Linked DNA regions of Mus musculus: all the other regions are linked to region 4. A link is a loop called in an ENCODE intact Hi-C map of the cell type or tissue named here. Cell type or tissue: heart. All regions are shown on one strand. Region 1 overlaps Coa8 (cytochrome c oxidase assembly factor 8). Region 2 overlaps Mark3 (MAP/microtubule affinity regulating kinase 3). Region 3 overlaps Ppp1r13b (protein phosphatase 1, regulatory subunit 13B). Region 4 holds the start of Gm36757 (a long non-coding RNA gene). Region 5 overlaps Ckb (creatine kinase, brain). Region 6 has its middle 15 kb from the start of Klc1.

Region 1 (4,000 bases), 220 kb after region 4:
AACCGATGACACACACACATGGGGCAGGAGTCTGCAGGCAGTGGGACAGTGAGGACACAGGCAGTGGGACAGTGAGGACACAGGCAGTGGGACAGTGAGGACACAGGGGCTATCTGTCCAGTGCTCCCCTTCATTAACCCTTTTTTCTAAAACAGTAACAGCACAAATGTACTAACCTGACTCAGTCCGCAAGCCTGCGCCCTTAGCTTGTAGTCTTGAGTAAATGAATTCTTCTTTTTCCTGAAAGATGACCATCAGAACTCTCTTAGCCAGCTGTCTGGTTTGCACCTATACTCCCTGCCCTCGGGAAGTGGAGTCGGGGTGGGGGGGTCTGGAGACCAAAGTCATCCCCAGCTATAAGTTTTGAGCTCATCCTGAGCTACATGAGGCCCCATCTCAAAAAAATCAAATTTGATTTTAAAAATATTAAAACCTGGGGCTGGAGAGATGGCTCAGTGGGTAAGAGCACCCGATTGCTCTTCCAAAGGTCCGGAGTTCAAATCCCAGCAACCACATGGTGGCTCACAACCATCTGTAGTGGAGATCTGACGCCCTCTTCTGGTGTGTCTGAAGACAGCTACAGTGTGCTCACATACATTAAATAAATAAATTTTTTAGGAAAAAAAAAGATTTATTTTATGTGTGTATGTCTGAGAGTCTACACATACCTCTGTGTATAACATGCATGCATAGTGCCTGAGGAGGCCAAAAGACAGCTTGGATCCCCTGGAAGGAGAGTTACAGAGAGTCGTGAGCTGCCATCTGGGTGCTGGGAACCGAGACTGGTGTTCTAGAAGATCAGCCAGTGCTCTAACCGTGAGCCATCTCTCCAGCTGCCATCAAAGCTTGTTTTATAGAGACTGGCCTTGAATTCCTGATGCAGAGTACTGGGGTAATGAGTGTGTGCCACCATGCCCAGCTTGAAACAGGAATTTAAAAGATGTTCAGTGAATTTGGGAAGGTGGGTTGTTTATAAATCCACAAAATACAACAAACGCTCCGTGTATATTTCCTTTTCCATTAGGATATCTGTCTGTGTTTCTCATGAACTTTTTGACTAAGTTGCTAAGAATCTTGAACTTTCATAAGTGACAACGATGGCAGTGACTTTTTTTTTTTTTTAAATTTATTTATTATATGTAAGCACACTGTAGCTGTTTTCAGACACTCCAGAAGAGGGCATCAGATTTTTTTGTTACTGATGGTTGCGAGCCACCATGTGGTTGCTGGGATTTGAACTCAGGACCTTTGGAAGAGCAGTCTGCGCTCTTAACCACTGAGCCATCTCTCCAGCCCCGGGCAGTGACTTCTATAAGCAGGCGATGCATTCAGGACAGAGCTCGTCCTGGCCCTTGCTACTGCTCTCCCCAGAAAGCCTCAACCTGTGACTTAAGACAAGGTGTGTTCCACACAGTTACATGCTGGTTTAAAACAATCTTTTTATCTCTTAAAAAAAAAAATTTTTTTTTGACACAGGATCTCAGTATACATAGTGACCTAGACATATCTCACATACATCATTCTGGTTCGTCTGAAGCCCACTAGGAAGACTGGCCTTGAACTAGAGATTCTCCTGGCTTTGATGGCCAAGTGCTGGATTAAAGGAATGAATCGCCACACCTGGCTGCTAATGACACTATTAGGAAGGGAGAAAGTATTCTATTTATTCCCAAAACCCGCATCAGAAAGGCAACAATGTAACTGCTAAGGATGTAGCGCCCCCAAGTGGCTGAGTGGATTGTCCCTGACCGGTCTGAAGCCCACACTTACCTTATTGAAGGACAAGTTCTGCTTGGCCCAGAACTGTTGATTCCATTCTTGCGTTTCTTGTCTCAATTCTCTAAGTCTTTGCTCCAAGGGAGACTCGTTTTCAGGGATGTGAAAATGAACGGGACGAAGGTTTGAGCATTTGTCTGGGGGGCCTATCCAATCATGGCAAGACTGTCTTGGAGGGCAGAATCTTGAGACCTTTAACGAAATGACAGGAATCAACAAGTTAACTAAACCAAACCCTGGCGTTACAAAATTAACAACCTGCATTTATTCAAGGCCCTCATCACCTTACTCTATGAAAGACTACAATGTATTGAAACTAAAAATTCTATAATTTTGTATTGTTTTCCTTTTTGGTTTGTTCAGACACGATCTAAAAATGTGGCCTAGGCTTGACTTACAATCCTTTTTTTTTTAAGATTTATTTATTTATTTCATATATATGAGCACAATTTGGCTGTACAGATGGTTGTGAGCCATCATGTGGTTTTTGAGAATTGAATTTTAGGACCTCTACTCCCTCAGGTTGGCCCCGCTTGCTCAGTCTCTGCTTGCTCGCGCCCAAAGATTTATTATTATAAATAAGTACACTGTAGCTGTCTTCAGACAGCACCAGAAGAGGGTGTCAGATCTCATTATGGTTGGTTGTGAGCCACCATGTGGTTGCTGGGATTTGAACTCAGGACCTTGGAAAGAGCAGTCAGTGCTCTTAACCGCTGAACCATCTCGCCAGCCCCAATTCACAATCCTTTTGCCTCAGCCTCCCAAGCTGCTATTACAGGCAGACACCACATACCTGGCTTAAATATTAACATTATTATACTGTTCACCAAATGATGCTATAACAGTTCCACACGCTGACAGAGGCCAGGCCTGGTAGGCAGGCCAGTAACTCCAGCTAGGAAGCTGAGGCAGGATCATAGTGTGAAGCCAGCCTGGACAATTTAGTAAATCCGTCTCAAAATCCTGTAAAAATAAAGTAAGAGGACCAGGAATATACCTGAGTAGTAAGAGCATTCGCCCAGCACTCTCAAGGCTCGGAGTTCTACCATCAGTACACCTAAAATTAAAAATGTACACACGTGTGCATGCGCCTGTATACTTTGTTCTTCTGAAGACACTACTACGGCCGTTGGAGCCCAGCACCTTCAGGGCTCAGAAAACATGCACACATTACACATATTCACATACATAACTTAAATAAAATAAAAATAAATCCTTTAAAATAATATTTAGAAAAACCAGTATTCTGACCACATGCTTGTTGTCGGGTATAAGCTGGATGCTTATCATATCAATCCTCCTTTTTATATGATTTTTTTAATTTTTATTTTATGGGCATTACTGTTGGGCCTGCGAGTATGTCTGTGTGAATGTATTGAACCCCCTGGGAGTGGCGTTACAGAAGTTGTGAGCTGCCATGTAGGTGCTGGGAATTGAACCGGGGTCCTCAGGCAGAGCAGTCACTGCTAACGGACTTCCATCTCCCTGGCTCTAACGTCAATCGTCTGAAGACATCTTCAAAATGAGTACAGTTATTCAAAATCAGGTCAGGAATGATGGGCTGGAGACACAGCTCAGTTAACAGTGATTCACACATGCAGGGCAAGCACTCTGCCACAAGGAGCCCCCACCTCTAATGCATCTATTTATTAGATTTTGTAGTTGTAAAGATTGAAACCAGACCTCATGTTTTGCTATATACTTTTAATAGAAAAAAATTTTAAAATTTAAAAAAGGAATGTTCTCGGCATAGCGGCTGTGTCTGTAATCCCAGCACGCAGGGGGCTGAGGTAGACGCCTACTTACCCCTCTGATGAAACGCCATGGGACCAGCGAGTCTACACTGCCCCCACCCCTAGCATTCTACACCTCAACCCATGCTACTCCACAGGGCAGCCAAAGCAATCTCTCCTAAGTGCTTTTTTCCCCTGGAGCTGAGGACCAACCCCCATTCCCCCCCCCCGCCCCCCCACCCCCCCACCCCCCAGCCTGTGCTGCTAGACAAGTGCTCCACCGCTGAGCTGAATCCCTAACTCAAGTGCTTCCTTTAAAAACCCTGCCTGCGGGGCTGGTGAGATGGCTCAGTGGGTAAGAGCACCCGACTGCTCTTCCAAAGGTTTGAAGTTCAAATCCCAGCAACCACATGGTGGCTCACAACCATCTGTAACAAGATCTGACGCCCTCTTCTGGAGTGTCTGAAGACAGCTACAGTGTACTTACATAT
Region 2 (4,000 bases), 290 kb after region 4:
CATTGGCAATTTTGGAAGCAATATTTTTGAAAGCTATGGATGTCCCTGATATCCGCTTAAACCGGACTCCATTCAGAGACAGTCTTGGCAGCTTACAGACTTCCATTTCCCACTGTACCAGGTTCTCTGCGTGCCCGTCGCCATGGACACAGAAGAGCAGGAAGCGCTCCCTCTGCTCGTAGTCGCAGTTATTGGCGTCCAGCACCTTGCGGATCTCCCGCATCATGTCACTGGGGTCCATGGAGCTCGTGGTCTTCATGCTCCAGGTGAAGCGCAGGGAGCGGGGCTTGGCCTCTCTGTTCTCATCCTTCTGCTCTGAAGACACATTGCGACTGAAATGCACAGGGCAGTGTATGAGTTTTCATTTACTGGAAAAAGAACCTTATTATTATTTTTTTTTAACCTTAGCTAGTTATCAATTCCTTCAGCTCAAGTGACAACTGATCCCATGCACAGCCCATTTACCAGAGGCATACACCTGTATCTCCAACCCCTAAACATAAAGAATGCACACAAAATTCTACCTGGCTGCAAAACGTCCAGGAGCCATCTGTACTGGAAACCTTTGAAATCAGGCTTAAGAGAGCCCCACTGTCCTTAGGGTGGGCGCAGACCAGCACTCTTCTGCTCTAACACACACAGCCCCTCTATTACTAATAGCATGCTTGCCACGAGTGCCACAGAGACCAGTGCTCAAAGGCTGACTCGGTGCCCCCAGCTTGGGGCTCCTGTCTCTCGGTCAGATGCTGAGTGCACAGGTAGGCCATCCGTCCTGTCACCAGCATCTACCTCACCGTCTCTAACTCCTACTGCTTCTCTCCTTGTTACAGATCTAATTTCATCACTGGAAATACCAAGGTCATGTTTCCCGGCTATCAGTTGCTCAGAAGGCTGAGAAGGAAGGATCGCAGGAGCCACGAGCTTGAGGGACCTGAACGACAGTGAGGCCCATCTCAAAATGGGCAAACGGAGCACCACAGACACCCACAACTTAGATGATCTCATTTTAATGAAACAGGGAAAAATGAAATGCTACCGCTCGCTTGTCTGTGGAGAACTGAAATGACTGGTTTGCACAAGGTGAGGGCTCAGAGCGCAGTTCAATTGCTACCTTAGATACTTCACAGCTTACAAAGGCAAGCACAAGCCTGGCAACATTCTTGGGATCCAGAAACCTTATGTGAGGAGGCAGACGCAGCACAAAAAAAAGATATTCATGGTAACGAGAAACAGGTTTGGGTTGTTGCTTGCTTCGCTTCCTCCCTTCCTTCCTTCGACAGCAGGGTCTCATGGAGCTCACTCTTGGCCTTGAACCACTGGCCTCCTGCTGTACTTGCCAAGTGTATGTGCCACCATGACTGGCGAGTTTTTGTTCTGAACAGAGATGATGCCACAAATGCAGAGGTAGGAAAGTGCAGATTGCACTTAGGACCCAGCAGACTGTATCGGAGTGACACCCAAAAGCGCTGGCCTAGCTTACAGAGCACTTGCACAGCAAGCCTTGCTTGCTCTATCTAGGAGGCAGGTTCCAGTACTGCCTTCCTACTGTGGATGGGACAATACATAGCTGGAAAGGCAGAGCTTGCTCTGCGCCCACAGGGACAGGCCTTGGGGGAGACTACCTGCTCACCTCAACTCTACCTTAAAGGGAAACCTACACAGTGCTCAGGGCCTCACAGAGACAAGCAGTAGGTGTCAAGGAAGATTTTCACTGGAACCATAGTGTCTCACCACAGCCTGTACTGGGAAGAATAGTAGGAGGCCTACCATACAGACATGGAATCCCTGAGCCTATCTGTGATTCCAGATGCACACAATGAGAGCTACACAAAACCAAAAAGCAGGCAAACAACCCCTATAATCATCATTTAAAAAGAAACGCCATCTCAGCCCTCCTGACCTTACTCAAGGCATCAAGAGACAAATGGGAACTGAGGGTGCTTAGGAAGGCGCTCCTGGCACACTGCTGCCCTCTTATGGCTGCTGGGGCAAAAAGCAGTCTCCTAGGTCCAGCAAGCAGAGCCAGCAGCCTCAAGATCATTCCAGAACCAGAACCTCAACACAGTACCAGGCCCACTATACTTGAATGAGTAAGCATCGGTCATCCCTGACATGACAATGAGGTAGGTAAGTACTTAAAATATTTGAAGTAAAAGTCTTCCCTCACCTTGAGCCCTCATATCTCCCGTTCCTCTCATATTCAGTTGGAAGTCTCAATGGACAGAACGTAGAAGCAAAGGAAAGTGGAAAGAGAAAAGAAATCTTACAAACTGGTATACAACCACTGTACATCAACAAAAACATTACACAGTGAATAAGTCTAGGCATTTTTCAGTTTCTGCTGAACTAATTTAACAACCTCCTCCTTCTCCTCCTTCTCCTCCTCCTCCTCCTCCTCCTCCTCCGTGTGACTCAGTTGGTGCTATGTTCTTAGTGAGGACAGAGCTGTGCAGAGGCAGGCTGCACATTCAGGAGAGTTGTCTTCCAGCTCCTCACACTCACGGCTTTGGACTAGAGCTGTTCTATGTTCTAGTACCGCTCTACAGAGCACAGTTCCCATTTAAAAAGAAATGGAGTTATCAGTAGACCTCCATATTCAAATATAACAGATTTGTGAAATGAAAAATTAGCTATTTGGGAAGATCACTGAAAACTCATCATGGCACTTGCATCAAAACCAACACTCTGCAGTTCAACATAGAGAGCATGTTTCATAAACAGAAAAATGCAGCCACAGGCAGACAGGAACTGTACCTTTTTCCTCTCTCTGCCTCCCTCTCTCTCTAACGGGGGTCTCTTTTATTAGCCTTGGCTAGTCTAGAACTCAGTAGAGCTCCATATGTAGACTAGGATGGTGTTGTCTGCCTCCCAGGTGACAGGTGACGAGTGTGAGCTATCACACGGGGCGAGGCTGTAACCTTAATAGCAGAGCTTCTGCTTTATACGTGCACATTCCAAGAACATCGATATTTTTGGTCTCTTATTGTCAAAACCAAAGATATTACCCCAACTGGAGCCAAGTTACTACCATGCTCTAGTCAAGCAATGACACATGCTTCCCTTATTGAGAAGTGGCTTAAAGGAACGAACGCTGTACTGGACATTATGCCGGGAAGTTACGGGCTCTTGAGTGTCTACATGTCCATCTCCAACATCGGAGGTGGCCTTTGCCAACTCGATCCTCAGTAAATAATGGTAATGTCACACAATTGTCACTTACCTTCTGCATGCTTGCGGCTAAATCATTAATTGTACACTGATTACTGAACATATCATCTTTACACAGGGGCATGCTCAGTGTTATTAGTACCAAGACAGATTATCTGGATGCTAAGTCATTCTACTGAAGAAAGAGAGTGCACAGGGCATGCACAGGCCTTTGTTGAGTGGGTGCTGCAGTGCCTTTAAAATGCTCATAGAGTTAATCCAGTTCTTTCCAGTTTCCTTTTAAGGAAATGAGGATTTAGTTCTTAGCAGAAAGTTTAGTTTTAACGCAAAGAACAACAAAAATAAACAACAACAAAAAACAGGACCAAAAGCCAGACCTGATGTTAATTGCAGGAGCTGTTGGGGGCGGGGTGAGGACTGGGGAGTAAGTGTACATATAGAAGTCCTACCTTTTGATAAACCTGAATGACATGTTTCTAAAAAGAAATTAAGCCAAAAAAAAATTAACAGAAAAGACTTTTACAAATTAAACAGAAAATCTAATTATAGAAAGAATAGAAAAAACAAACAAAAACAAACATCAGGGCTCCTCTTCTGGTCAATATTAATAAAAGCAGCATTTGTTGAAAAGTAAAATTATTGTAAACATTTGAGTGTGGTTCTTAATTTGAAACATAAAAACTTGTTTAGCCATAGTAACTAAATTCATTACAAAAATCTTTTAAAACAAAACTCAGTCTTTAAAAACTATCATGAACAGTGTGTGTGGTGGCACACGCCTTTAATCCCAGCACTTAGGAGGTAGAGGAGGCAGGTGGAACTCTGAATTTGA
Region 3 (4,000 bases), 68 kb after region 4:
AGCACTTTTGTTGTTGTTGTTGTTAACTTTTTTCCTTTTTAAAAAAAATTGGGTATTTTCTTTATTTACATTTCAAATGTTATCCCGTTTCCTGGTTTCCCCTCCAAAAACACCCTCCTCCATCCCCCCCATCCCCCTGCTCCCCAACCCACCCACTCCCATTCCTGGCTCTCGCATCCCCCACACTGGGGCATGGAGCCTTCACAGGACCAAGGGCCTCTCCTCCCATTGATGTCCAACTAAGGCCATCCTCTGCTGCATGTGCAGCTGGAGCCAGGAGTTTCACCATGTGTGCTCTTTGGTTGGTGGTTTAGTCCCTTGGAGCTCTGGGGGTACTGGCTAGTTCATATTATTGTTCCATTTTACAGCAGTTTTAGGAATACAGAAAAATGGAACAGAAACACAATTTTCCTGCTTTCTTCTCATCCCACCGCAGACCTAGCACTTATTAACTATCATTGTGATCTATCTGTTACAGTGATGGACCAGTTTTGATATGTTTTGGTTGACTGAGGTCCTTGGCTTATAGGCTGAGCTTCACTCTTGGAATATAGCTCTGTGAGTTTTGACAGATGTGTAATGTTCCACACTTCCAGTGTCATTCAGAATAGCTTTGTTGTCCTGAAAGACCCTGCAGTCCGTTCTCCCTTGCAGCCCTGTAGCTGATCCAGACTCTATTGTTTTGTTTTTCTAGAATCTTATACAGTTGGAATCCAGCAGTATGTATGTAGCCTTTCAGACCAGTTTCACCCAGCAGCTTATAGTTAGAGGTCCTCCTCGTCATTTTCTGGCTTGATGGCACATACTTTTTATTGCTGTAGTCTTACACTGTCTGAATAGGTCAGTTTGTTGACTCATTCATCTACTAATGGCATCTTGGTTGTGTCCAAATTTTTGGCAATTCTGAGAATTGATACAAGCTTTTGTGTGAAAATAAACATCATATGGTAAAAGTGTTTTTGTGTTTGAGGAGAGGTTTTGAGACACTGTACCTAGATGGGCCTGGCACTTAACTGTGAAGTCCAGGCTAGTCTTGAACTTGTAGCACTCCTCGTACACCATCAGCCTCCCAAGTGTTGGACTGGAATTAGAGCTGTGACCCCTGTTTTGTTTTATAGGACATTTTATAGGATTGTCTTCCAAAGTGGCTGTGGCATTGTCTACTGCTTAGTTCCTTTTGCTGCGTGCCTGTAACATGAAACAGTGACAGCAGAGTTGGCAGGACTATGGAGGGCCGTTTGCCTGACTGAGGGTGACTACTGTGTCATTGTTCTGAAAGCTGTTCCCCGCGACACTTCTTGTGCACACATGGCATTTGCACGTCAGCTTTGCTTAGATGTGTGTTCACATCATTTGCTCCTTAGAAAAGGTGTGTTTCCATACTGATGTTAAGAACTTTCTGTGTTTTAGGATGCAAGTTCCTTGTTGCCTGTACACTTTTCCAGATAATTTTTTTAGTCTGAGTTGTGACTTTCAATTTTCTTTTTAAGATTTCTTTTTTCGAGACAGGGTTTTTCTATGTAGCCCAGGCTGTCTGCAGTGTGCTCTGTAGACCAGGCTATCCTCGAACTCAAGAGATCAGCCTAGCCTGCCTTTGCACTACAATCCCAAGTACTGATATTAATATGCATTTTTAGGCTTAAGTATTTATTTATTTTGAAATTTTTTCATCACTCTATTAAGGCCAACTCTTCCTTTAAGACATGGTCAATTTCCAATTATTATTATATCTTTTTTAAAAATTGACGTGGGACTCATATAGCCTAGGCTGGATTCAAATTCTCTTTGTAGTTGGGGCTAGTCTTGGACTCCTGATCCTTCTGCCTCAAGTGCATCACTGCATCTAACTTCTTTAGTTTTCTCTGAATGTGGGATTGCTCCCTGTTGTCATGCAGCGCCACCTTGTGGGAGGAGGGAGTCTGTCTAGAGGCATCCCGATATGAGGTATGAGGGAATCTGCTGAGACTCTTATGTTAATCTTATGTTAATCATGGCTTTGGACTTTCACAATAATACTTTTTCTTGTGTCATGTAGACTAAGTCAGTGGGTAAAGGGGTAAATATTCTCTTATCTTTTTTTTTTTTTTTTTTTTAATTTTATTTATTCATTATATGTAAGTACACTGTAGCTGTCTTCAGACACTCCAGAAGAGGGCGTCAGATCCCGTTACGGATGGTTGTGAGCCACCATGTGGTTGCTGGGATTTGAACTCCTGACCTTCGGAAGAGCAGTCGGGTGCTCTTACCCGCTGAGCCATCTCACCAGCCCTTCTCTTATCTTTATTGTGAAGAAAACTTGAAGATAAAAAGGCAGACAAACACATATCCTTCAGGATTCAAAAGTCCTACCAAATCATATAACTGGGGGATTTATGTAGTCAATCCATGCTTTATGCCCGGTGCTGATCCAGGTACTGATGACACAGCTGAAGGCTGACCAGGATCTCTGTTCTCAGGAAATGGATAAGCATTTGAACCCTGAGCCAGGTAAGAGACAGGTAACAGATGGAGTTCCTTTAGTTAGATTGGTTAGGGGGAGCTCTGATGAGCGCTGAGCAGCTGAGTGCAGTGGTCCGGTCCAGCATCAGGGCAGCATGCATGGAGACAAAGTAATGTATCTAATGGCAGGCGCAGCAGCATCCACTTAGGTTGCTTTGCAGAGGTGCCGGCTCTGCTGGCTCGGGCTCCATCAGTAACAGTGATGTTGTGCCCAGAGACTGAGGATGTTTCTGTTTGCCTTTTTTCTCTCTCTTAACATCTCTTTACTTTATGTATATGAGTATCTGCCCTGCATGTATGTATACATGTGTGCCATGTATGTGCAGGAGGCTTCCAAGACCAGTAGAGGGTATCAGATATCCCTGAACTGGAGTTATAGACAGTTGTTAAATGCCATGTGGGTCCTAGGAATTCAGCCTATGTCCCCTTTAAGAGCAACAAATGCTCTTAACCACTGAGCCATCTCTCCAGCCTACATCTCTGAGGCTTTAAGTTAAACACAGAGATGCAACATGTCTGACCCAGAAGGAGCTTAGAGTCAGTCCTCTGGTGCATGGAAGAGCTAAGGGTTTTTCAGGATGGTTGTCTGTGCCCACCTCGACGAATCCTTTCCTTGGTTTCTGTGCGCTCCTTACTTATTACCTACCAAGAAAGTTAACTAAAATTTAGTGTATCTTTATTGTGTTCTTCCAGGTCATTTATCTTTGCTATCCCACACTTCCTTTTGTTTTTTTAAATATTCATTTTATATATGTGTCCACTGTCACTGTCTTCAGACATACCAGAGGAGGGCGTCAGATCCCATTACAGATGGTTGTGAGCCACCATGTGGTTGCTGGGAATTGAACTCAGGACCTCTGGAAAAGCAGTCAGTGTACTTAACTGCTGAGCCCTCTCTCCAGTCCCCACAGTTCCTTTTCAATAGGAAATGAAAGCAGGACAGATCCAAAGTTTCATCAGAGCAGAGTTCAGTGCCATTGCCTTAAAAGAAACATTCCCAGAGTCCACCAAGCTCCTGCTGAGAATTGAGAACCAGTAATGAGGGAAAGCCATTCCCATCACCATCAGCAAAGTCAGCACACAGCTAAGGAGAGAGCTTGAGGCTCAGTCAAGGGTTTGTGCTACATAAGAATTGATTGCCTTTTCTGAAAGTCTTGTAGAGTCCACTTTCTAAAAACAAATTCTGAGGAACAATTTGTGTGCCATAAATTTTGCCTGTTTTAAGCCAGATGTGGTGGCCTTTAATCCCAGCTGAGACAGGTGGATCTCTGTGAGTTTGAAGCCAATCTTGTCTACATAGTGAAAACCTGTCTCAAAAATAAGTAAATATGCCTATCTTAAGTGAACAGTTTAGTCATCTTCAGCAAATGTCTAAAGCTGTAGAACCATAACCACAGTCTGTAAGTGTGGGCCTGGGGACCAGCGGAGGTCTCTGTCCAGGCCTGCTGCGAGGCTTCCAGTGAAGGCAAGTGAGTCTGCCACTGCCGTGCCTTCCAGGTCA
Region 4 (4,000 bases):
AGGCAGAGGCAAGGTGGATCTCTGGAGTTCAAGTCTAGCCTCGTCTACATAGGAAGTTCCAGGCTAGCCAGGACTACACAGTGAGAATCTATCTAAAAACAAACAGCACTAACAAAAAAATCCATCCACATATGTAAATAGTACAAAATGAATCCAAAACCAGAATAGTGAATGCATCCTGAAGAGGGGACGAGATCAGATGGGACTTGTCAAGACGAACTTTAAATTTATGGCCAATGCTTCAGTTTTTACAAAACTATACTCAAGAATTACTATGCGGCTTTCTGTCCTCATTTTATTTGCTTTGTGTTGTTGCTGTTTGCAGATAGGATCTTCCTCTGAGTAGCCTGGGTGATTTGTATGTACACTGTCTAGCCTAGCATTAAACTCATGGCAGCCTCCAGCCCCAACCTCCCCAGTACTGACATCATGGGTATGCACCACCATGCCTGGCTTCCCATGTGATCTTAAACAATAAAATGTAAAGTAACATTTTATTGCAAGTTTGTAGAGAGATTGGCACCCTTGGAGTCTAATAAGGTCACCTTACGGCTACCCTAGCTCCTCTCATCTCTAAGCCTCTGGGCAAGGAGTGCACACAGTGCTGCCTATATGCTGACCTCAGGCTAGCCTCTATGTCAGCTGGGTCTGGGGAAACTCTGGCCCCATGGGAGTTTCTGGAAGAGCCAAATGCCAGGGCTCCACCAAGTATTTCTTTTACATTGGGAAGACCCCCAAACAACGATCATGTTTTCCATCCCAAACACTAGAGGAGTTCCCATCAAAGGAAAAGACGTATCAGATCAAAGCGAACAAGGTGACAAAATCCTCAGCTAAACCAACGGAGTCTAGTACACTGGCTCCTAAAACCAAAAGAGTCTAGCACAGTGGTTCCTAGTGGCAGGGAAGTAGCAGAAAGCAGATAAGCCCAGGGTCTCTCCAGACACCCGCCACACACTTATGGCCTCAGTGCTTAAAGGACCCTTCCTGCATGCAGTGCCTTTCCAAGCCCCACAGGCAGACCTCCCTGATGGGTAGCCAAGCTTTTCCAATGTGCTCTGCCCAATCCTTCCTCCAGGTCCAAATTCTCTGGCCTCTAAGCCAGCCAAGTGTACCCACTATCTACCCCTTTCCTGTGGTCACAACCAGCAAACACTCCCAGAAGACTACCCCAGGCCGGACCCCACAACCCAGCCTCCCCACTCACCCATAGGCTCCGGTGGCCTCTCCAGATCTGTCATCTTAGTCCTAAAGATCCCACTGTGACTAGGAGTACATCTGTCTAGGTGAGCCTATGGTGTGTCCTTCCCAGGAGAGCATCGTGAAAGGCGAGTTCCGGGGCCACCCTCCCAGGAGACCTCAGGTGCTGCCCAGTGACCCCTGGGCTGAGGAAGCTGAGGAAAGGTTGCAGTTGAAAAGGGACAACAGTATGGTCACAATTGAGGGAGGGTGCCATGGTGGCTTTGGAGGGTGCTGGAGACAATACAAGGCTTACAATGGCCTCACCAGAAGGCAAAGGTCTAAGAAGCTGCCTGACAGACGGGAGGGATACCAAGTACCAGACAGGTGGAGCCTAAAGCAAAGATGTCCCCAAGAGGGCAGTAGAAGACCAGTGCCTAGGCCAAGGCCTGTCTGAGAGGTAGCCAGGAAAAAAAGGAAGTGCTGGGCCCAGACCTAAGTGTCACAGGAAGAGCTCTCAACTCCTGAGCCCAGCTGAAAGGCTCCCTGGTTGCTTCCACTTTCCAGACCCCAGCCTGGACCTGATGCCCGTGTAGCACATAGATGAAAGACAGCACACTCTACTGGAGTCCTGTCCAGGGTTAACAGTCCTCAACTGCAGATGAGGTGGCAATACCAATCAGCAAGGTAGTGTATGACCATATGACAGTGAACTTAGGTGACTGAAGTCCCTCAGGACACAACAGTCTGGGATAGGTGAGAATGGAAATCAACTTAAAACCAGGGAGAGAGACAAGAAGGCTACCCTGCTGCCCCAGCAGTCTAGGAGAGAATGGGTATCCGAGCTGTGCAGACTGTGGAAGCCCCACTCTGCAGGAAGAAGGTCTCCCTAGGAGACAGCAACAGATGCCACAGACTGGCCCTGGCCATGCTCATCCCGCTTTCAGGGACCCATGAGTCCCTCCTCCCCCAGCCCCACCTAGATGAGGATACAGGAGAGCCAGGCTCAGTGATGACTCCGGGAGCAGAAGGAAGTCCTGAGTCACCCTGGCCGGGAGCAGGAAGTGGTTATCACCAGAACCAGCACTCCCAAAGCCCAGGAAGCCAGAGTGTGACGTCACAGCGGTGATGTCACCAGCCAGCAGGGATAGGAAGCATCTGCCAGGTCCCCAGCAGCCAGCCCTGTGCTTCTCCGTTCATCCTCTGTCCCTCTGTCCACCATGCGTGCTGTAGTTTACCCTGGGCACCGTGGCTGGCTGGGAATAGCTGAGTGAGGGCCTTGTCTAGTCTAGTAGGACACAGTGTGTGGTTCAGAGCTGGCAGGCGGGGCCTGGGCGGCTAGGGGGCGGGGCCGTGCCTGGGACCGCCCTCAGGAAAGGCCTCACTGAGCAGTTGGTGGTGTCTGCTTTGGGGCTTTGCAGGGCTGTGGGCCAGAAAAGATTCCATTATGAACTGTAAGCTTTTGTGAATGTGGAAGGTTTGTAACTAGTTAGGCATTCTTTCCCACCCCCCCTTCCCGCCCAACCCCATCACACATACAATGGAGGTGGCTCTGGTCTCAAAGTTCCTTGGGAAGCCAGGTTCCCAGATGAGAACCAGAGTTGAGCAAACAAGTTCCAGGGGATATGAGGGAGGGGGACCTGGTGAAAGCCTGGCAGTGTCCGCGGGCACCTTTCCGTGGAGTTCTCAGACATGTCGCTATTGCACCCTGCTCTGTGCCTGCATGCTCCTCTGTGTTCAGAGAAGTGAGGAGGAAGAGGAGGATGCCCTCTGGGCTGAAGAGGAGTAGCTAGGGGTGCCACTTAGTGGAGCTTGGTATGAGGGCTGCCCCGAGGCCTGACCTGCTTCCATGGCTGGGGCATATCAAGGACAGCACGGGAAGCGGGCTTAGCCTTTACTTCTGGCAGGGGCAGCCTCCTACAGCCTCGCAGTGGGTGAGGACCCCATCCAAGGACGGTATGCAGGGACTGAGTGCCCCCTCAGTCTCTCCCTCAAGGCCCACGTGCAAGCCATCAGGAGTCTTCCCCCCAGGGTTCATTCAGCTTTGGGATACATCAGGTCTCCAGAGCGACCTGGAAGAGTGCCTGGCCCTCACTCCCACCCCTACATCCCACACAGGAAGCATCTGGGGAAACAAGATAAGCAGCATGCCGGGTGGTCACAGCAGCTGGGGGTGGGGTGGGGGGAGGGCAGGCCGGCTGGGTCAGCAGCTCTCTTGTCCAGCTCTTACCCAGACCTACCCTACAGTTCACACCGAGCGAGGCTCCCCAGAAGTGTGTCGTGGATGGTCTTCAGGTGGGGAAGGACTGGGGTTCATGGCATTTCTCTCTACCAGGGTCTTAGTTGAGCTGTGATTTTAGTAAATTATGATTGGGCAAGTCATCCCATCATGAGGTGGCACCAACAACAACATCGCCCACACACACTGGTGCCTAAAGGACTTTATCACTCGGCCACATCACCTCTATAACCAAAAAAATAACAAGGCACTTCAAAACCAATAAAGTGACAGTCCCCAAGCCCAGCGGGCTGCAGATGATATCTTATCAGGGCAGAGTTGAACTCCCATTCGGGTCAGGGTCCAGAGGCTCCAGGCTACCAGCCTCACAAGGGTTGTGACCTTGGTGACCAGTCTCATGGGCCTCCAGGGAGGCTACCTGGTGACTCAGCCTCTTCCTACAGCCCTGTAAATAGCCAGAGTCCATCCACACGGAGGCTGTGTGAAACTGCCTCCACCAGGAAGGGAAGTTTTAACTGGCCCAGAACCCCACAAAGCCCCAAAGCAGACACCACCAACTGCTCAGTGAGGCCTTTCCTGAGG
Region 5 (4,000 bases), 280 kb after region 4:
TCCCTTCTCCACCTTCAGATCGAAACTCTCTTCAAGTCCAAGAACTATGAGTTCATGTGGAATCCTCACCTGGGCTACATCCTCACATGCCCATCCAACCTGGGCACCGGACTGCGGGCAGGTGTGCACATCAAGCTGCCCCACCTGGGGAAGCACGAGAAGTTCTCGGAGGTGCTCAAGCGGCTGCGGCTTCAGAAGCGAGGCACAGGTGAGGGGCAGAAGGCACAGGTGAGGGGCAGAAGGTGCAGGTGTTGTCCTCAGCCCCGCTGACCTGCCCATGTCCCACCGCAGGTGGCGTGGACACCGCTGCTGTCGGTGGGGTGTTTGATGTCTCCAACGCTGACCGCCTGGGCTTCTCGGAGGTGGAACTGGTGCAGATGGTGGTGGACGGAGTGAAACTACTCATTGAGATGGAGCAACGGCTGGAGCAGGGTCAGGCAATCGATGACCTCATGCCGGCCCAGAAGTGAAGCCTGGCCCTCGCCACCATCAGGCTGCCGCTTCCTAACTTATTAACCGGGCAGTGCCCGCCATGCATCCTTGATGTTTGCCGCCTGGCGGCTGAGCCCTTAGCCTCGCTGTAGAGACTTCTGTCGCCCTGGGTAGAGTTTATTTTTTTGATGGCTAAGCTGTTGCTGACACTGAAAATAAACTAGGGTTTGGCCTGCCCTATTTCTGAGTGTTGCTTCTCCTTTCCTAGGGACAGTGTGTGTGTGTGTGTATGTATGTGTGTGTGTGTGTGTGCGCGCGCTGGCCTTCTGTGTCATCTCACCTAGCAGATGAAACATGAGCCATAGAAGATACAGGGCAGAGAGGGAGGGAGGCTCTGAGTCCAGCCTGAGCATCTAAGGACATCTGTGCTTGCAGGGTGGAGCCTAGTGTTTCCTTAGTCCCAGCCAGCTAAAGGAGTCAGAAACTTGACATCTTCCCCAGTTTCTTTCTGCTGTCTTCCTGGCAGCCTGAAGAGCCAAAGTTTTACCTCCTCACTTCCTCCCCCTCCAGGCTCCAACCCCTACTCCAGTTCCTAAATAACCCTCTCCCTGCTTCCTCCAGCTTCCATCGTCCTCAGGTCGAGGTGCCTCCTCCTCACCGCCCCCCCCCCCGCCCCCAGCTCTCTAGCCCCTGTCCCGTCCCTCTCATTTGCAGCTAGCTTCCTCTCTGGGGCCCTAGTGGTTGGGAGGAGACAACCCTCTGCTTCCACTTCGAGCTTTTATGCCACGTCATCTAGGAGAGGGAACAGTAGTTAGAGGGGCTCTGTCGTGACCCGTCCCTGTCTGTGGACAGGTCAAAGGGGAGGTACCCCAAGGCTCACATCAGGGCTCCTGGGCACAAATGAGGCTTGGCTGCCTTCATGGCGGCTTATCCTGGTTGGGCCTCATGAAAAGATCTGGCCCACATTTGAAAGCCGAGAAAGGAAAAAACAGCAGCCAGGGGCTGGGACTACAGTTCCCCGCCCCCACAGTGACTCTTCCAAGAGGACAGTCTTGTGCTGCCACCTGCTGGTCAGGCTCATCACAGGCTTACCTGGTCAACCCAGACATCATACTCAGACCCAGGAGACAGGAGGCAAGGCTGAGCTATGAGCTACAGAGGTTATGTTCTGTCTGGGGTTTGCTTCAATGGCCAGACTCCAGCTATGGGCTCATCTAGGTGGTGTCTAGGCTGGGGAAACTCTAGTTGAGTACTGACCTCTGTATCATGCTGTTTGAATGCACCTCACTGGGGGTGGGCTGGACATAGGACAGGGCAGGTTCCCTAGAAGCACAAAAGGGTCAAGAGATCTCTGCATCTCTCCTTAGTGTCCAGGGGTAGCACTCAATCCTGCCTTCGGTCTCCTCAGATGTCCTAACAAGTTTGCAGCTGGCACTCCTGTCAGAAAGACCTGGGGTCCACACTAGACCATTCCCTCAGCTTTAAGTCATCCAGCCACACTGTAGACTTCAGTCTGGTGGCAAAAAGCAGTCCTCCTGCCTTCCTTTAGGAAGGCAGAGGCGAGTGGGGCTCTGAGCTCAAGGCCAGCCTGGTCTATAGAGCAAGTTTCAGGACAGACAGAGAACTCCAAAGAAAAGCCCTGCCTTGAAAAACTAGGGGGAAAATGCCTTTCAAACCATCTCCACCAACAAAGGAAATGAGTCTCTGAGGGGACCATCCAGACTATAAGAGAGGGACAGTAGGCATAGAGAGATAAACTCCCCATGTCTGCTGTTGGGACACCAAAAAGACCTAAGAAAAGAAGGCAGGACACAGGACCCCTGTAACGGGTGAGGGTTTTCTATCTTCCTATAGGTGCCTCAGGTCTGTGAAGTTCAGTCTTGGAATACCACCTTCTTCCCGCCACTTGAACCCAGAATGTTCTGCTGGCTCAGGCCCCTTATCGCCAGCAAGGTCAAGGCCGGCTAACTTGATGTGGCTAGGCCAGACACCATCCCACTGGAGGTAGGCACAGCACTGTGTGGTACTTTCCCATCCAAACCCCAAGGATCCAGAGAGCTGCAGCCTGAAACCCCACTCTACTTACGCAGGATCCAGAGGGCAGAACCTAGCCTAGAAAAGATGTTTCCTCCAGGCAGTGAATCTCATGAGCATCTTGGACCAGCCACTCAGGCAGGGGCACAGCTGAGCCCCTTTGGGGTTTGTGCTTCCAGGGTTGAGCTGTTTCCTGGACACAGGACCTTCCTGGCCTCTGTGTAGGCTCAGAAACTCAGGACTCTACTAGGCTCTGAGTTCCTACCCCAGTCTCACCCAGATAGAAGAATCTTGTTGTGTTCCCTCGGCTGTGCTGCATGCTACTTTCCTGTGCTCGGTAGATCTCCAGGACTTATGGAAGTCCAGACAGCCCTGCTCTTTCTCTGGATCCGAGATTCAAATGAGTGTGTTGAGCTTTCGTGGCTTTCGTGGCTTTCGTGAGAGTGGTTGCAGAGATGAAAGGTGCTGTGCTCACTGGGTACCGGAATGGAAACACATCTCCCTGGGACAGGCTGGCCACCCTGATTTCTTGCTGGGAGCAGCCAGAGAAGGATTTCACCCTGGAGCCACCTACATTCGGTGGTCCAATGATAGAGGTGGGTGTTCTGTCCACTAAGACATCAACCCACCATACTAGCAAAAACTCCAGCTCTCACCCTGGTGCTGGTAGAATTTCTAGATGCTGACCCAGGAAGACCACTATCTAAAGAAATAACAAGGAACTACAACTCCTTAGAGAAGGAAAGAACTGGTCAGGACCATTTACCTGGAAAAAAAGAAAGAAAGAAAAAGCTTGGCCAACCCCACCCCTCCTACTTCGTGCAAGCAAACTTCACACTCAGTGCTATGAAGACAGGCTGAGGAAGCCAAGAAGCAAGCATGGGTTATAAAACAGCTCGCGCTGAGATCCCACACATTATGTATGGAAAAACCCCCAGAACAGTCTGGCTGTGGGAGGGAACAGGTGATTTCCCTCTTTATACTTCGCTTTCCGAATGTCTTCCAGTGAACTTGTATTGCTTATATAAGGCAATGGTTTTGGCCATGTTGAGGGTTGAACTCGGCGCGGCGCGGTGCATGCTGGGAACGCAGCTCAACCACTAAGCTGCACTTGTGGTCCTCCCCAGGCACCTGAGGAGGAAACTGAAATCCTCCTGCCTCCACCAACCGGCGGCTGGGACAATGGATATATACTACCTCACCCTGTTTCTGCAGTGTAGTGTTTAGGATTAAACCAAGGGCTCTGTACTAGTTAGTGCTGAGCTACAGCCTCGGCCCTGTCCCAGTCAAATTGGAAATAGTTTTCTTTATTCTTCTTCTATTTATAGGAATTTAATGTGTTGCAGCTGGTGGGAGCACTGAGGCAGTAGCAAGCAGGCATCCACTGGCACCCTCTCCTATTATGGGGAAACTGAGGCTCACATAGAAAAGCCTAACCCAGGCATGGGTTGATTCTTCTGCTCTTTAACTTGTGGGGCTCTCAGGGGGCTCTTCAGGGCTGGGTCCAGCTTCTCCCAATAGTAGCTTAGAAGGC
Region 6 (4,000 bases), 200 kb after region 4:
AGCACCCGCCCTTGTCACCTGCTATCCCTGCACGCTCTAGCCAGGCCCCATTTCCACAGCACTCAGTCTTGTAGCAAGCTGTGTAATCTATATCTACTGCATAGATCCCCGTCTTTCTCTTCCTTCCTCTCTCCTCTCTCCCCCATCATATCATATAATATGTTCACCAATGCTCTCCTGAACCTGTAGCAGTGACTCAGAGCCTGTCTGTCCCCTCGGCTTGCACCAGACAGCAGCCATGATCATGACCAGCCATGTTTGTAATAGCAGGGCTCTGGTTCCAAACTGCAGCTAGGCAGAGCCCCGAGACCCAAGGCCTGCCTTGGGACGATGAAGGACACCCAGGACTCTCCCAGCTCAGCTCAAAGGATGCCATGATCCACGGAATAAATGTCTGAGGACCCTGAAGGGTCCCCACATATGTTCTCTTTCACTATTGAGTGAGGGTCCAGGTGTGATAACAGCATCTGATATGTCTGTTAGTGGAATGAAGCGACAGAGAGCCATGGGTTAGGGACCCAGAGGATCCTAGCTCTGCCCTTGAAAGGTTGTTTCTTCATGACCATATGATCAGAGTCTGATGTCCACAGCCAGAGGTGTGTCCACGATGCTCTAACTAGATGGAACTAAGGCTAGCCACAGTGTGGGAGCTGGCAGTGTGCAGGTGGCACCAAGGCAGAGTGAACAGCACACTAGAACTAGGCTGCTACATGGCTGACCACGTGGAGAGGCTCGGAAGCTCGAAGGACATATGGGACACAATTTTCTGTTTGTTTGTTTGTTTGTTTGTTTGGTTGGTTGGTTGGTTTGATTTGGTTTTTCAAGACAGGGTTTCACTTCAGTTTCACTTCACAGCCCTGGATGCCCTGGAACTCACTTTTATAGACCAGGCTGGCCTCAAATTCACAAATCTACCTGCCTCTGCCTCCAGAATGCTGGGATTAAAGGCGTGAGCCACCACACCCAGCAGTGGGACACAATTTTTATTTTAAAAAAGCAAGTTTCCTTCACCTGGACTGTAACACACACACACACACACACACACACACACACACACACACACACACTCACATACACCCCACCCCCCCCCACACACACACTGCAGATGGTCTTCCCCAGAACAGCTCCTTGGTGCAGGTGCGGGGGGATGGGCAGGACAGAAGCAAAATGATGCCCTTTCCCAGAGCGTGTGCCAAACGCTCAGGCTTGCTTTCTGTTCCTCTTTTCACCCCCACGAGAGGCTGGCGCCTATTTCAGTGCCCAGCGCCTCCCTGGGTACCAGGGTGTTCTGGGGCAGCAGGGCTGTCAGCTGGACCCAGGAAGAGCCTCCTCTGGCCACCTCCTCGCTCTGTCTGACCAGCTCATCCTCCTCCAGCGGGAACCCTTGTACTTTTCCACGGAGGACTGACTCAGGACGAAGTGGAGCCAATTACAACAATCAATAATCAGCCGTTGGAAGCAACCAGAATGTTTCTAGGAGACCGGTCGATTCATTTTTTACAACATAAAAGTAAAAAAAATCCTTGGCAGATGCCCACAGTCAGTAGCAAGTTCCTTAGCAGACACAGGACCTAGGGTACAAGGACGAATGCCACTGAGGGCTAGGGTCTATCTTTTCTGATGGCTTAGAATAGTCTCGTGAGCACCCTAGCTCTTCTCAGTACCTCATGGGAAGCCCTCACACACACTGAGTACCACTGTGAGTTATGGTGGCCAGCTCCAAGCAGCTGTAAGCAGCTGTTTTCTTTCAACATGGGAGTGGGGGGGACAGGACTTGAGAACGCTGGGCTGTGAGGTCAGCCAGTCTCAGAAACTGGATCCTGTAGGGCTCCACATGTGTGAAGTCTCTAAAACATCGGATTCATAGGACAGGGGCACAATGAAGGGGGCTGCCAGGGCTGCATGAAGGCAGGGAAGTGGAATTTAGAAAGTGAACAAGTGCTGGAGATGGTGTCACATGATCTTGGAGTCATGTGACTCAGCAACATGCACTTGCTTAGTGCCTCTGAGCTGCATCTTTAGGTAGTGAGAGGAAACTGGGAAAGGCAGAAGGATCCAGGGTTCGAGGCTGGAGGCTTGTTTGTCACGGCAGTGCACACTTTTGACATTAGCACTTGGGAGGCAGAGACAGACCGATCTCCGCGAGTTTGAGGCCAGCCTGATCTGCATAGTGAGTTCTGGTACAATCAGGGCTATATCGTGCCACCCTGTCTCAAACAAACAAAAAAAGAATTCGGGCTGGCGAGATGGCTCAGTGGGTAAGAACACCCGACTGCTCTTCCAAAGGTCCAGAGTTCAAATCCCAGCAACCACATGGTGGCTCACAACCATCCGTAACAAGAACTGACGCCCTCTTCTGGAGTGTCTGAAGACAGCTACAGTGTACTTACATATAATAATAAATAAATCTTTGAAAAAAAAAAAAAAGAAAACCTTTTGGGCTGGTGAGATGGCTCAGTGGGTAAGAGCACCCGACTGCTCTTCCGAAGGTCTGAAGTTCAAATCCCAGCAACCACATGGTGGCTCACAACCATCCGTAACGAGATCTGATGCCCTCTTCTGGAGTGTCTGAAGACAGCTACAGTGTACTTACATATAATAAATAAATAAATAAAACAAATATGTATTTAAAAAAAAAAAAAAAAAGAATTCAAGGCTATCCTTGGTTATGAACTGTGTCACGGCCTGGACCATGTGAAACCTTGGTTTAAAAACAAAAGGTGCTAAGTGCTTAGAATCATTTTGTTTCCTACTTAAAAAAATAAATGTACAGCCGGGCATGGTGCCACACGCCTTTAATCCCAGCGCTCGGGAGGCAGAGGCAGGTGGATTTCTGAGTTTGAGGCCAGCCTGGTCTACAGAGTGAGTTCCAGGACAGCCAGGGCTACACAAAAAAAACCTCCTGTCTTGAAACAAACAAACAAACAAACAAATGTATTTATTAAGGCCAGGCGGTGGTGGCACAGGCCTTAATCTTGTCACAGGTCTTAATTTTGAGAGGCAGACGCAAGTGGATCACGGTGAGTTTGAGGCCACCCTGTGATTTCCAGGCCAGCTAAGCTACATACACAGTAAGATTCTGTCTCAAATAAATACAAAAGTTAAATTAAAAAAGAAAAAAAAAACTTGAAGGCTGGTTGTGGTGGCACACAGCTTTAATCACAGCACATAGGAGGCAGGTGCAGGTGGATTTCTGTGAGTTTGAGGCCACACAGAGAGTTCCTCCTGGAACAGCCAAGGCTACACAGAGAAACCCTGTCTTAAAGAAGAAGAAGAAGAAGAAGAAGAAGAAGAAGAAGAAGAAGAAGGAGGAGGAGGAGGAGGAGGAGGAGGAGGAGGAGGAGGAGGAGGAAGAGGAGGAAGAGGAGGAAGAGGAAGAAGAAGAAGAAGAAGAAGGAGGAGGAGGAGGAGGAGGAGGAGGAGGAGGAGGAGGAGGAAGAAGAAGAAGAAGGAAGAAGAAGAAGAAGGAAGAAGAAGAAGAAGAAGAAGAAGAAGAAGAAGAAGAAGAAGAAGAAGAAGAAGAAGAAGAAGAAGAAGAAGAAGAGGAGGAGAAAAAAAAAGCAGGCCTGAGCCCCCCTGCCTCAGCACAGGTGTGGAGGTGAGAGAACTTTCTGGAAGTCAGCACTGACACGGGGTCTGTCTGCTTGCCTTGCTGGCACTCTAGGCTTACTGGCCTGTAGGCTTCCGCCTGATCTCCTGCCTTCAACCCCTCTCAGCCTCCTTCGATCTCTGAGATGCTCCCCACCCACTCAGGCAAAAGGGATAAAGCATCAGGTTGGGTAGAGAAGCATTAGTGGAAAGGCCTTCCTCTGGGACAGCCGGAAAGGGCTATATAAGAGGGCGGTCCCTTGAAGAGGTAAGGCTGCTTGCAACTCCTAGCCTGAGGGCTTCCTGTGGTCAGACTGGTTTTCCGCCAGACTAGTGGGCAGATAATGGAAGTCCCCTGGGCATTTCCAGTGTCCTGCACATCTGGAGTTCCTTAAGGTCCTGCAGTAGCTAA

The links. Hi-C counts contacts between places; a loop is a spot of excess contacts. Peaks named below come from ENCODE experiments on the same cell type or tissue, not always from the same donor. Only the 100,000 strongest peaks of a DNase experiment are listed, where the experiment ranks them.
Region 1: it touches region 4 in a loop (2.9-fold over the local background); 9 of 42 quality-filtered maps call a loop at or near these places.
Region 2: it touches region 4 in a loop (2.8-fold over the local background); 9 of 42 quality-filtered maps call a loop at or near these places.
Region 3: it touches region 4 in a loop (8-fold over the local background); 34 of 42 quality-filtered maps call a loop at or near these places.
Region 5: a loop joins it to region 4, with 6 times the contacts of the local background. A loop is called at or near these places in 10 of 42 quality-filtered maps.
Region 6: it touches region 4 in a loop (3-fold over the local background); 12 of 42 quality-filtered maps call a loop at or near these places.

Annotation. Positions count from the first base shown.
Region 1 is chr12:111,720,580-111,724,579 of GRCm38, reverse strand. It overlaps Coa8 (cytochrome c oxidase assembly factor 8), which reads right to left. Exons shown (of 5, transcript NM_026511.2): 2 at 1,771-1,968; 3 at 177-240. Among named protein-coding and RNA genes, the nearest start is that of Coa8, 9.3 kb to the right of the region's middle. In heart, a CTCF peak has its summit at 1,727 (motif pointing left); no DNase peak of the experiment used is centred here.
Region 2 is chr12:111,651,602-111,655,601 of GRCm38, reverse strand. It overlaps Mark3 (MAP/microtubule affinity regulating kinase 3), which reads right to left. Exons shown (of 18, transcript NM_001370744.1): 16 at 3,618-3,644; 17 at 2,168-2,212; 18 at 1-332. Among named protein-coding and RNA genes, the nearest start is that of Ckb, 19 kb to the left of the region's middle. In heart, no CTCF peak of the experiment used is centred here; a DNase peak (open chromatin) is centred at 1,971.
Region 3 is chr12:111,876,342-111,880,341 of GRCm38, reverse strand. All of the region lies in intron 1 of Ppp1r13b (protein phosphatase 1, regulatory subunit 13B), which reads left to right. Among named protein-coding and RNA genes, the nearest start is that of Ppp1r13b, 30 kb to the left of the region's middle. In heart, a CTCF peak has its summit at 1,900 (motif pointing left); no DNase peak of the experiment used is centred here.
Region 4 is chr12:111,944,545-111,948,544 of GRCm38, reverse strand. Gm36757 (a long non-coding RNA gene) reads right to left here and starts at 2,587. Exons shown (of 3, transcript XR_003950158.1): 1 at 2,173-2,587. In heart, a CTCF peak has its summit at 1,596 (motif pointing right); DNase peaks (open chromatin) are centred at 1,574, 2,634, 3,274, 3,954 and 1 weaker place; H3K4me3 peaks cover 743 bases; H3K27ac peaks cover 2,215 bases.
Region 5 is chr12:111,666,033-111,670,032 of GRCm38, reverse strand. Ckb (creatine kinase, brain) reads left to right here. Exons shown (of 8, transcript NM_021273.4): 7 at 19-208; 8 at 292-678. The coding sequence ends at 470. Among named protein-coding and RNA genes, the nearest start is that of Ckb, 4.3 kb to the left of the region's middle. In heart, a CTCF peak has its summit at 1,510 (motif pointing left); DNase peaks (open chromatin) are centred at 412, 922, 1,452 and 2,412; H3K4me3 peaks cover 850 bases; H3K27ac peaks cover 1,692 bases.
Region 6 is chr12:111,741,460-111,745,459 of GRCm38, reverse strand. It overlaps a transcript of Coa8 not described here. Among named protein-coding and RNA genes, the nearest start is that of Klc1, 15 kb to the left of the region's middle. In heart, no CTCF peak of the experiment used is centred here; DNase peaks (open chromatin) are centred at 1,269 and 1,749; H3K27ac peaks cover 235 bases.